Linked DNA regions of Homo sapiens: region 1 is linked to region 2. A link is a contact called in ENCODE Hi-C or POLR2A ChIA-PET data. All regions are on one chromosome and are shown on one strand. Each heading gives the region's core, a stretch centred on a gene start or an enhancer-like site at or near the end of the contact. The rest is flanking DNA. Distances are from core to core; before and after follow the strand shown.

Region 1 (5,759 bases), core at 2,982-5,481, 46 kb before region 2:
GGAGGATCACTTGAGCCTGGGAAGCAGAGGTTGCAGTGAGCCAAGATCGTGCCACTGCACTCCAGCCTGGGCAACAGAGCAAGACCCTGTCTCAAAAAAATGAGGGGTGGGGTGAGAACTAAGCAGAGAAGTTGGTCCCTGTAAGAAAAAAGATGGGGCCCCTTGGCCTTAACAATACAGAACACTTATTAACTGCATGTGGTTTCAGTGTATACCCTGGACAGCCTCCTACTGAAGTCAGCTAAAAAGAATAAGAGAATAGGAAACTTCTGAATAACTGTTGAGCTAATATGAAAGTCAGGAGTCTGGGCCAGGTGCGGTGGCTCACGCCTGTAATCCCAGCACTTTGGGAGGCCAAGGCGGGCGGATCACCAGGTCAGGAGATTGAGACCATCCTGGCTAACACGGTGAAACCCCATCTCTGAAAACAAAAAATTAGCCTGGCGTGGTCGCAGACACCTGTAGTCCCAGCTACTCAGAAGGCTGAGGCAGGAGAATGGCGTGAACCCGGGAGGCAGAGCTTGCAGTGAGCCAAGATCGTGCCACTGCACTCCAGCCTGGGCGACAGAGCGAGACTCCATCTCAAAAAAAAAAAAAAAAAAAAAAGAAGTCAGGAGTCTGCTGGGGCCAAACACAGAGAGGAAGTGGGGTCCTGAGAGTAACAGGGTTGAACTAGCATGCTCACAGGAGGGGAGCCCCGGCCCAAGCCTTTTTGATATTGTGTGGATAAGGCAGGAGGCCAGAGATGAAGCCCATCCTTGGAGGGGAGGGGTATGCCTAAGAAGAGACCCTTGCTTGTAAAGCTCGACCTCAAAGGAAGGATGTGCTCAGTATTAATGGACATGAGGAATAAACCCGCCCACACGGAAGGGACAGGAAGGGAACATGCCTTTTTCAATGCCAAGGAGAAAGTTAGCCTCTCCCAAATAGTCCTAGTCCCAAACTGACCTTCACACAAGGTTCAGGCCCAAATTCCCACTGCGTGGTTTGAAAATCCTTAAGAGATCATTTCGAGTGGTTTCAGGTTGACAGCCTGCAGGTGTGTAGCAGAACAAACACAAATCCTCTGCAGAGGTAACTTTAACCCAGCCTTCAAAAAATTCTCACAGATCAAGTTCCAAGGATTAGGATCCTGGTCAAATTTCACCAAATGTACAAGGAAAAAGGTCACCCTGGATGGGATCCAGCAGAAACAACAAAGAACAAAATCAGATTCACAATGACCTCAAATACTTGAGGATCATATGTCAGTTATAAAATAAGCATGTTTAGACCAAGCATGGTGGCTCACGCCTGTAATCCCAAAACTTTGGGAGGCCGAGGCAGGTGGATCACTTGAGGTCAGGAGTTTGAGACCAGCCTGGCCAACAGGGTGAAACCCTGTCTCTGCAAAAAAAAAAAAATACAAAAATTAGCCAGGTGTGATGGTGCATGCCTATAATCCTAGCTACTCAGGAGGCTGAGGCACGAGAATCGCTTGAACCTGGGAGAAGGTTGCAGCGAGCTGAGATTACACCACTGCACTCCAGACTGGGTGCAGAATGAGATTCCATCTCAAAAAAATAAAATAAAATAAGTATGTTTAATATGTTTAAAGATATAAACATGAGGCTTAAAAATAAAGCAAGGAAGAAGGGATTATTTTTAGAAAATGAAGACCAAGCAATTTGAAATTTGAGAAAAGAAGAAAAGATAATTTCTGGAATAAGAATTTATTAATTTTTCTTAAAAACCCCAATAGATTGGTTAAAAAGAAGCTGAGACACAGGTAGAGTGAGAATTACTAAAGTTTAACACAGATCTGAAGGAATTATCCAGATTGCAGAATGCAGAGACAAAAGACAGAAAATATAAAAGGGAGAGTAAAATCAACAGACAGTGACCTAACACATGCAAAACTCAAGTTCTAGCAAGAGATATTCGAGGGAATGGGGTCTAGGAAATATTCAAAAGAAAATTTTCCAAAATTTATGAAAACCACCAATTCTTAGATTCAGGAAGCCTAACAACCCCAAGCAGAATAATTTAAAATGTATCTATTCCTGGAGACAATCACCATGACACTGCAGATTACCAAAGTCAAGGGAATCATCTTAAATGCAGCCAGAGAAAACACTGATTATCTAATAAGGAACAGCAACTGGATGGGCAGCAGGACTTTCAAGAGCAACCATGGAAGCCAGACAACAGGAAAAGAATCCCTTCAATGTGCTGAGAGAACATCACCATCACCCTAGATTTGTATACCCTGCAAAACTATCTTTCAACAATTGATAAAATAGAGATATTTTAGATGAAGAAAAAAGTTTGCTACTAACAAAATCTCACTAAAGTAAATCTAAATAATGCCCTTGAGGCAAAAGGAAATTGTCCCAGATGGGAATTTTGAGAGGCAAGACAAAAAAGTGAGGAAATATAGTGTGCTTCATAGAAAATAATACTGGATAACAGTAACATGTAAGTAATAAATCATTCTAAGGTCTTCATATTTGGGAGGAGAAAAATTAACTTAAAATTTTCATTAATTAAATTGAAATTTAATTAATTAATTTGAACAGAAGTTCCAATTAGTAGAGGAAAAATGTAATAAAGGGGAAAAAAAGGCAGAAAAAAATGGGACAAATACCAACTATAATATAAAATAGTTAAAAATAAATAAGTACTTCAGCTGAGCACAGTGGCTCATGTCTGTAGTCCCAGCACTTTGGGAGACCTACGAGGGAGGATCACTTGAGCCCAGGAGTTTGTGAGACTGGCCTGAGCAACAAAGTGACACCTTGTCTACAAAACAAAAACAAAACAAAACAAAAAGTACTTTAGTAATCATAATAAACATATAATCTCTCCAGTTAAAAAGATTTAAGAGTCATCACACAGGATGTTTTAAAACCTAGCAAACATTGTTCTCAAGAAACACATCTGAAATCTAAAAACAGAAAACTTAAAGAGTAAAAGGAGAAAAAACAAATACCAGGTAAATACTAACAAAAGGAATCTACCATACATCTGTTAATGTCAGACAGACTTTAAGGCAATAAACATAACTTAGTAGCATATAAGCATAACTTTGACATCAGAGAGGGCCACAAAACAAAGATAAAAGTTTCAACTTACTTGGAAGAGAAGATAATCCTAAACTTACATGCACCTAATAATATAGCCTCAAATTATATAAAGCAAAAAGCACCATACCTCAAAGAAAAACTGACAACTCTATCATAGTCATAAATTTCTGACATATCTCATAAGTGATATATCAGGCAACACAACAATTAGGATAAATAAAATTGAGCAGCACAGATCTAATGGACAAATATGGAATATTATACCCAATAATGGGAGAATAAACATTCTCTTCAAGCACGCAACAAACAAATATTGACCATTTAGGAAGACGCTGTTTTAGGTCACAGTAGACTATGTTTCAGTCCTCCTAACAGGGGATTTGGAGCATCCACTTCAAATTCAGCTATTTGTCAGGTGACCAAATATTACACTGGCTACAAAATAAATTAACTAACCTGTAAATGACTCTCTTTAAAATGGTGTGCTTAATGTCACCCCAAAGAACAAGAATTGTTTTCCCCGCTCACACAACTCACTGGACTGAGCAAATAAACAGCAAATTAGAAAGAGTATAGAAGCTACAACTCCTAAAATGACCATTGAGAACCTAGATAAAAGATTCACTTCACCCCAAATCTTGGAGAATGTTGATTTGTTACTTGCTGGATAGAATGTCAGTAAAATGAGAGCAGGAATCTTTGTTTTGTTCACAGATGTATCATCTAGTGCATAACAGCATTTGATAAATACTTCTGAATGATTGGTTGAATAAATGAATGAAGATCCTACACTACTACTAGATGTTCTTTGCCTTTCCCTGTGGCACTGTAATAATTCTGAATATTTTGTGATGTATATGCTACTTGGCAAGTGAGTGACCTAATCATCCCACATTTAGGTTCAGACATGGTATTTTGGAAAGAAAGCACCCAACATCTGCGTTGCTTTTTTGTGCTCCTGATGCCAGGTTAACTCTGAGACTGCTGGACAAAGAAAAAGATGCCATGATGGACATATCTGGGCTTGCTCATGGCAGCAAAGCCTGCTGGGAAAAGCAGAAAGAGGGTAGATAAAACAAAAGTGAACTTAGCTCTACTTCTCTAGTATTTTTCTTACAGGGAGGGGAATAAAATCACACAGTCAACAAATGACTCATGAGTCGCCTGCTCTTGACAAACTGTGTCAGGAGTATCCAAGGAGAAATGCAGAAGATGAGTAAGAATGCTTTGCCCTGATCAACTGTTCTCTCCCCATCACCCCCTCAACTCCTCTGCCACAGTGCTCACTCCACTTCCAATCTTTCAGGCCTCACTGATGGCACAGCTAGGGCCCTGCAGAGTGTGTGGCCAGACAGCTGCAGGGACCAGAGCAACAGAGAAACCATCCATTCATAAACGGAATTGCTGAGCATGAACATTGACTGAAGAGGGGCGGGTCACCCTGGGCTGTCAGGCTGAGGGTTGGGTCCAGGCTGGCGTCAAAATCAGTGAAGAGACAGGAATAAAGAGATATCAGGGCCAGGGTCTAGGCAAGCACTTGGGACTGGTAACAATTTTAGCGGGAGGTAGTTCAAGGTTTCCATCTATAGTACTGCCTCAGGTGTGACCTTCCAGAACTTAGAGAGTATGGTCCAAATAGGAGTCTCCTTGTTCCCAAAGTCAGCAGTTGTCCTTCCTGGACAGAGCTCCTTGAGTTTCCAAGTTAAATGGAAGCATGACTTCCTGCATGTGCATTGGAGATCCAGTCAGTAACACCAGGCACTTGGAATTGCCCCCTTTCCAAATTCTTCTCTGAAATGGGGTCAGAAGGTGGATTTTCAACAAGGGTTCTGAGTGTTTAAGAGCTTACCTTCTTATTTTAACTAGAAGTCATGGTGGTGATTGGTGTGGCCAGGTTACCCGACTTGAGCAAAGGTGTCCTACAAAGTAGACTATGTCAGCAGTCACCGGTCAGGGAACCAGGTGAATTGTGAGCTTCCGAAAGGTCAACAGTGCAGGCAGCAGTAGTCTAAGAACACATAGCAGGTAAGTGGGGCCTCAGCTCCACACAAGCAGACAGGAGTCCAGGCTACGTTCCCAGTACAGAGGGAAGGTTGAACATGCATCCAAAGGAGCATGCTGGCTCAGGCGGCAGCACGACCTGCTTCCTCCCACGGACTCCCAACTTCATGGACAGAGAACAGATTCGTAGTTGAGTTCAGGGTTCTTATGTTCAAGAATATTCCAGTTCAACTAATTACTCTGTATTAGCAGTTCTCAAAGTGTGGTCTGGTGACCCCTTGGGAGCTCATGACATTTTAAGGGGATCCATAAAGTCTAAACTATTTTCATAATAAAGCCAAGACATTATCTGTCTTTCTCAATCTCATTTTCTCACAAATGTACAGTGGAGTTTCCCAGAGGACACTGGCACGTGATATTTGCCTTCTGTGAAGCTGGACATTGAAGAGATTTGCAAAAATTAAAACAATGCTACTCTTCTCACTAAATTATACTGTTTGGGGAAACGTAGTTATTATTTTTGTGTTAAAATGCAATGCACTTATTATTTTTAAATGAATTAATAAACATTTTTAAATGTTCTCAGTTTTCATTTATAAGGTGATAAATACTCATAGATAAACCCACATAAACAAAACCTCTTTGGGATTCTCAATAATTCTGAAGAATGTAAAAGAAGCCTGAAATCAACAA
Region 2 (6,458 bases), core at 827-3,326:
TTTTATTAATAACATATTTCCTCTAGAACGTATTTCCTTCTTTCACCTCCACAGGAGCCCCTCTGGGAAGCAGTGAGAATAAAACCGATTCTACATTTACGCACAGTGGGACAGATCAGCAAATAAATAGAGGCATCGATTTCCAAGAAGAAAACGGCTAAAAGCAGCGCATTTACAATTCTTCTAAGCCATACTCCACATCTCTCTGTGAGATGGAAGATAATTACTGAACGTCTTTACTTTGCACACTTTATTTTTAACTAAATATTTAAGTAGACTGCTGAGAGATACCAATACTTCTACTGGTCCTGGTTTAGCGCTGTAATGAAACACTGAATTTTTGCTTTTATAAAATAGTGGCGCAGGTCAGGATAACTCTTTTAAACATTACACTATTTATTTGGGGGTTATTTTTGGCTAACTTTTTCCTTTAAGGACATCTTAGTGGCAGGAAGATGGAGCTAGTGTGTGCGCTTGAATGTGAACAGTGCCTCCCAAGGAGGGCAGCTCTGTGTTTAATGCAAGCCATAATTAGTTGGTCAATTCACTGATGGGGACCAAGCTACAGTGAGAGAGAGATGCTGGCAGAGATGTCTTGCTGGGAACTACTTTAGAACTAATTACCTGGGAAGTTCAAACAGGAAAAACCTTTCTATTAAGGAAAATAAGGTTTGGGTTCTAAATGATCAAGACGGTTTAGCTCGTCTCTGCTGATTAAGTTAATTTAATAAGTGATCAATGTTTTACCTGTAGGAAAACAGGCTAACCACTTTAATGAAGTTGGGGTGGATGCCAAAGCAACGCGTAAAGACGAAACTCCTCTCCGGGACCCTCCTGAACACCTGTTGAACTCCAGGGCTTCTAACTTTCCGTACTAAAGCCTCCCGGACACAAGCTCGGGAGTGTTTAGACTTTGTGGAAGTGCGTGCGTATATTCAAGGTTTCCATCTTGCTTAATCAACAAAACTAGTTACTAATTATTTATGAATCACAGGGCTGAAACAAACTTTCTTACCTTGAGCAATTAAGGAGTGGCAAGCAGAGGAGCGGGACTGGTTCTGAATTTAGCCGGGTGGTGCCTGTCCCTTCCCTGGTTACCGACCTGCCCAGCTCTTCAGAAAGGTCAAAGGTGCGTCCCTCCTCGGCTGGGAAAGGGGCACATCTCCCAACAAAACCATACGCATACATCCAACCTGGGGAGCTCCGGAGTTGGGGTGGGGGGGCGGCAGCGACGTGAGGAGCCAGGCTGCACGCTGTCTGCGCACACGGGGGTTGGGGGCACCGATTCCGCACCCAATCCGGCCCGGAACCAATTCCGACCCAGGGACTCCGAGAGACCGCGGGCCCAGGGCGCGCACGCCGCACTCTCCGGGGGTCCAGGACGCCCGACGTTTCGGAGGGTAGCGCGATGGGTCTCGAAGACAACCACGGGCAATCCCCAAAGCTGTTGCCCTGGGGCACGATCCTTCTCCACCCTGTCGGACACCCCGAGGACCCCCAAATTCCGAGGCTCGGATGCCCAGTCCTCTGTCTTCTGCGTCGAGACGCGCCCGGAGCCCACCGGCCCAGCGATTGCTACCTCCTGCAGGACGCGAAGCCCCCAGCGGCCTGACTGTGGAGGGGAACCCACCTCTCCGCGCCCCCGCGTCCGGGGTCCCCGGTGCCGCGCAGCCTCGCGCCTGAGCGCCCCTCCGCCCCCGCGCGTCCTCCACGCTGGCGAGCAGGTGACCGAGTCCTGCGACCCCGCGCGCACGTACTACCCACCCTGGGTCCCCCGCGCCCCTAGGCGCGGCCCCTTACCTCGGAGCGGGCCGGAGCGGCCCCGCGGGGCCGGGCGCGGACTGGGCCGGGGAGACGCGCCTCCCGCCGCCGCTGGGAGACGAGGCGGCGAGCGGGCGCGGCGAGCTCCTCCCGGGCGGCGGCGGGAGGCGCTGCTCTAGCTGCTGCCGCCGCCGCCGCCGCCGCCGCGGCTGCGGGTCTCCGGGCTCCGCGGCCGCCGCTCCTGGGCCGCAGCCGCGCGGGTCCCTCGGCTCCTGCGAGAGGCCGGCTGCTCGCGCGGCAAACTCTTCCGCACGCAGAGCCGGCGGGGAGAGCCGCCTCCGCCTCTGCCTCCTCCCCTGCCTCCTCCCTCCACCCTCCTCCCTCTCCACCTCCCCCTCCTACCCCCACCCTCCTCCTCCTCCCCTCGCCTGCCTCCGCCTGCGGGGTCTCTCCTGGCCCCGACCCAGCCTGGGACAAGCACCCCGCGCGCGCCGCAGGCAGACGGACCCCCGGCCCCCTAGACCCCCGGCTTCCCTGGGCGGCGCAGACACCCGCGAGTCCCCAGGCCGCCGCAGCCTCTGCTGGGCTGCCAGGGACGCGCGGCGGGGTCGGGCCTGGGGCGCAGGGTCGGGGTTGGGCGCCGGGGCTGGGGGAGGGGGGGGTTGTGCTTCCAGGTGAGCCGGCCCAGAGGAGAGGCAAGTGGACTAGAGGCTGCCAGCCGAGGTCCCATTAAAGTTGTCACTCGGGGGGAACAAGGAATCTGCCGCCCCCGCCTAGTGTAGACCCTCGCAGTGCGGGCCGCCACCCTGCTGTCCCGCGCAGGGGATGAAGGGGGACGAGCACGCGACTGTCACCCCCTCCACACTGTCCTCCAGGGGCAGGGTTGCGCGCAGGTCTCGACCCAGGGCACAAAGCGCGTCTCTGCGGGGACCACTGCGATTTCTCAATGAGCGGCGGGGGTGCGGCCCGGGGGCAGGTGGGAGGCGGGGGTCGGGGAAGATGCGGGCGAGCGGTGGTCGGCGGAGGACAGCAGCGACTGCTGGGGAGGAATAACCAGTGCCTGTCCTAAGGCGAACGTAGCTGGTCCGGAAAATGGGTCAAGGATGGAAAGGAACCGGCTAATTGCCCCCCTCCCCGGCAGGGGCACGTGGGGTGTGGGGCTGCGGCCAGGAGCGGGCACTTGGAGCTCCACTCTGCCTCTCCCTCCCCTCCTCCGCTGCCCTCCTCTCCTTTTGCACCAGTGCAGGAAATGTTCCACTGACCTACATATTTTTCCAAACATACGTGACCTTTTTTTTTTTTTCCTCTGTGGGAGGAGACAGGCGAGAATCCAAGAAAAAGAAGCTGGAGAGAGAGGCGCGCGCGAGAAACAGGGAGGATTTTACCAAGGTTCCCGCAAACGCCAAGCGGAGGGAGGCAGAGGTACAGGAATAATCCCCGGGTGCCGGGGCTGCTGTCTGATGCCCTTCGGGGCTCCAAGACAGAGCCGGTGAAAACCGGAGACCGTGTGCCCCGCCGAGGTCCGGAAACGTGGCCGGTTTCCCCTTCACCTGGGCGGCGGCGTTCACAGCGGGGAGGCGCCTGGGTGGAAGCCCGGGAGAGGGGAAAGGTCCCCCTGCCCGCTCCCACGAGGTCTCCGCTCCCCTGGCCTAGGTGCCTGGCCTGGCGCAGCGCTCCGAGCGTGGCAGCCTTTTCCGGACGTCTCTCCGTCCCTCTTACATTCCGGCAAGTGGCCCTGGAAGGAAAGCGCCCCCGCTGGCCCTTTTCTGTCATACTCGATTTTGTGGCCAGAAGGGGTCTCCTAGGGCCTTTGCCCCAAGCGCGCCAGGCCCCCGCGGTGGACTGGGGGTCGCCCCGGACGCTGTTCCTCTCGCTGTCTCGTCCTCTCCCTCGAGTTTGAGACGTGCCCTCTCCCTCGCAGATCCGACCAGCAGCGCCTTATTTGGGCATGCAACCCCACACCGTCAATTAGATCAAAACGCTCACACAGAGCTCCTTTTTACCCCCCCTGTAAAGTAGGTCATTCTCTTTATTTCCCACTTGTATTATTTGTGTCTAATTCTCCTCCTGAAAAATAATCAGCTGCAAGGAGCTTTGAGCATCCTAAGAGCAGCTGTTATTCTCAGGCTTGCTTCTGACTTGGAGGGCTTTTCAAGAAAGAGGAGGAGGCATTTGGCCTGTCATGATTTTGAAGTCCCTCCCTTTCCAAAAGAAGAAACTTTTGTTTGATGGATTTTATTTTGCTTTGTTTTTCTACCCCGTCCTTTTCCTCCAGGCAAGTAGGTTTCACCCCGCCTTTAGAGCGTGGCCATGACTAATATTACTAAAGGATGAAATTGTGTACTTCTAACCGGTTTTAAAGCATTATTTAAAGTCACCTCCCTTCCTTTTTTGCTTTGGAAGAGATTCCAACTCCCTTTTCCTACTCCCTTTTGGGAACTTGTTGAACAATCATTAAATTTTCTTTTAGGAAACCTGGAATGTCCTGTAGTAGTAACTCATCAAATAATTCTGCAGTACAAAAAGTGTTTTTGCTGTGGTCTCTTTTTCTCTGTTGTCCAGTAGATGCCCCTACTAAATGTGGTTTCTGCCTTTTTAGTCCTGGAGATGACGTGTATGTGGTTGTCGTATTTATTCCAAACTCCATCCCGTGTCCTAATGTTAATCTCACCCAGATGGGAAGGATACCTCTAAGATAGGCCACATATCCTATCTGACCATAAGGCAGAGTGGATTCTGCATCACAGAAGCCAGTTAGACTAGGCCCTTTCCCCCACATGCGGAAGAGAGCTACGGAGGAGAGTTGACCCCATGTTCATTCTATGCATTTGACGGTTGAGTTCCTTTTACTGACATCTGTTGAAGGCTTGCCATGAGTCAGGCTGGGCTTGGCCTGTGAGGGATCAAGGGAACATTAAGGCAGTTTCTATACACAAAGGGTTTACTATGTTGAGGCAGGCATAAACACCAGCCAAATAGGGCTAGGGTCAGAAAAGCCCTCCAAGCCAAAAGCAGATGTCCCATGGGTGCCGAGGAAGGACTCAGGATGAGCTTCTTGGAAGAGGTGACATTGGTGCTTGGATTTTTCGTTAACCAAATAACAAAGCCAAGCTACAATAGATCATCTATGCATTGTTCAAAATGTGCAGCATGGAGCAAAAGAGCCATTTCAAAACTGCATTGCCAGTTTTGGGACATTCTCACTGAGTTCCAGTCATTGGGCCTTTAAAAGAACATGGCTTTACTGATTGAATGTTGCCTTGATGTATTCAGGAACTCCAGATATTTTTCAAAGAATCCAAATGTATGGAAGGGAGGATAAAAAAATTTTTGCAGTCAATTTTATCAGTCTTTAGAGGTATCGGTGAAATAATTCAAAGTTCTCACAGTCAAATTGGATATTCTTTTCCATCATAGAAGTTGAATCTGTGGCATATCCTCATTTTAAATATGCACACATTAAATTTTCAAAATATGTATTGGGTGACTATGGGTGTTCATTCGTGGTATTACACAAGGGCAAGAATGTGTGGGCTGCTATACGAATTACAGCACTAGCCCAGGGCTTGGGACTCTTGTTGGATGTATACATTCAATGACTTCAGCATAAGCTTTGGAACAGACAATAAGAACAGGGTTCCATGCCAGATGTTAGCACAGTTTTTCTAGTTAATCACAAGGTGGGAAGGCCCTCTTTCTTCATGTGAATGTCCAGAAGCCCATTTGTGGATTCTTACCTCTGATTATCAGTTTTCACTTCAAAACTCAAAAGAAAAAACACAATACCACGCATCATTGGATAGAATAACATTATGCTAGAGAAGAAAATTGTAGCAACCAAGGCAAAGGGAAGTTGGGTCAGTATAAACGTGAAGAAGAGGCTTTAGAACCCAATAATTGGAGACTGACTCAGAGGCCAGGGCTTATGAAGAGTACCTTTGAAAGCAAGACTGAGGAACGCCTATCATGTGTTTCAAATATCAAGATTAGGCCGTGACAGTGGCTCATGTCTAATCCCCAGCACTTTGGGAGGCTGAGGTGGGCAAATTGCTTGAGCTCAGAAGTTCGAGACCAGCCTGGGCAACATGGTGAAACTCCGTCTCTCAAAAAAAAAAAAAAATTAATTAATTAATTAAAAAAAGAAACAATATCAAGGTTAGCACCTTGATGTGCTGTTTCTGCATAAGCTTCATAGAATAGAAGAGCGCAGGAGGCAGCAGGCTCTCGCCCTCCCGCCTGGGCCAGAGGATGCTACCAGGAGACAATCAAGGCCTTGTACAGCCTGCCTGGTAGGGTTAAGACTTAACTTGGTTTTTGTGCCTATTAGATCATGTGGTTGGCAAACTAAAGAATGAAGTAAGATTTCCTTACAAAGACCGTGTGGAGGAGCCAGGGAGGAAAACAGGGCTGGAGGAGTCTGGAGGTGACAAAGCCCTAAAGCCTTAGCACAAACATATACACAAATCTGAAAAAGAGGTGAGATTATTGCCAATACCGGCACTTGAGAATAATATTTCCTTATGCTTAAGCCCCGCTGAGGAAGTTCTTTCATGTACATTTTCTCTAACAATAAAGTGTGATTTTAGATCCTATCTACTTCTAAGAGGATTTTCATAAATAGACATTATTGTTTTGAGCAGCTTTTGACTCTAAATAACTGAGAGGAAATACAGAAAGGTCCCATACACCCCCCCTCC

Evidence for each region. Hi-C counts contacts between places; a loop is a spot of excess contacts on that map. ChIA-PET counts read pairs that join two places held with the same protein, here RNA polymerase II (POLR2A). Pooled maps may share reads with other maps.
Region 1: a loop to region 2 is called in a map of PC-9, with 2.9 times the contacts of the local background. The contact joins the enhancer-like site here to the promoter of NPAS2 in region 2. A Hi-C loop is called at or near these places in 14 of 168 maps with a recorded cell type or tissue (Caco-2, HepG2, PC-9 and 9 more) and 17 of 50 pooled maps. POLR2A ChIA-PET finds 5 or more read pairs at or near these places in 7 of 52 experiments (AG04449, AG04450, BJ and 4 more).

The regions. Positions count from the first base shown.
Region 1 is chr2:100,864,748-100,870,506 of GRCh38, reverse strand. All of the region lies in intron 1 of NPAS2 (neuronal PAS domain protein 2), which reads right to left. Among named protein-coding and RNA genes, the nearest start is that of NPAS2, 47 kb to the right of the region's middle. Within about 2 kb of position 4,231, at least 3 of the 41 ENCODE cell types and tissues checked have a DNase peak (open chromatin) inside an H3K27ac peak, as active enhancers do; they include PC-3 and PC-9, where a contact is called at or near this core.
Region 2 is chr2:100,815,757-100,822,214 of GRCh38, reverse strand. NPAS2 (neuronal PAS domain protein 2) reads right to left here and starts at 2,076. Exons shown (of 21, transcript NM_002518.4): 1 at 1,801-2,076.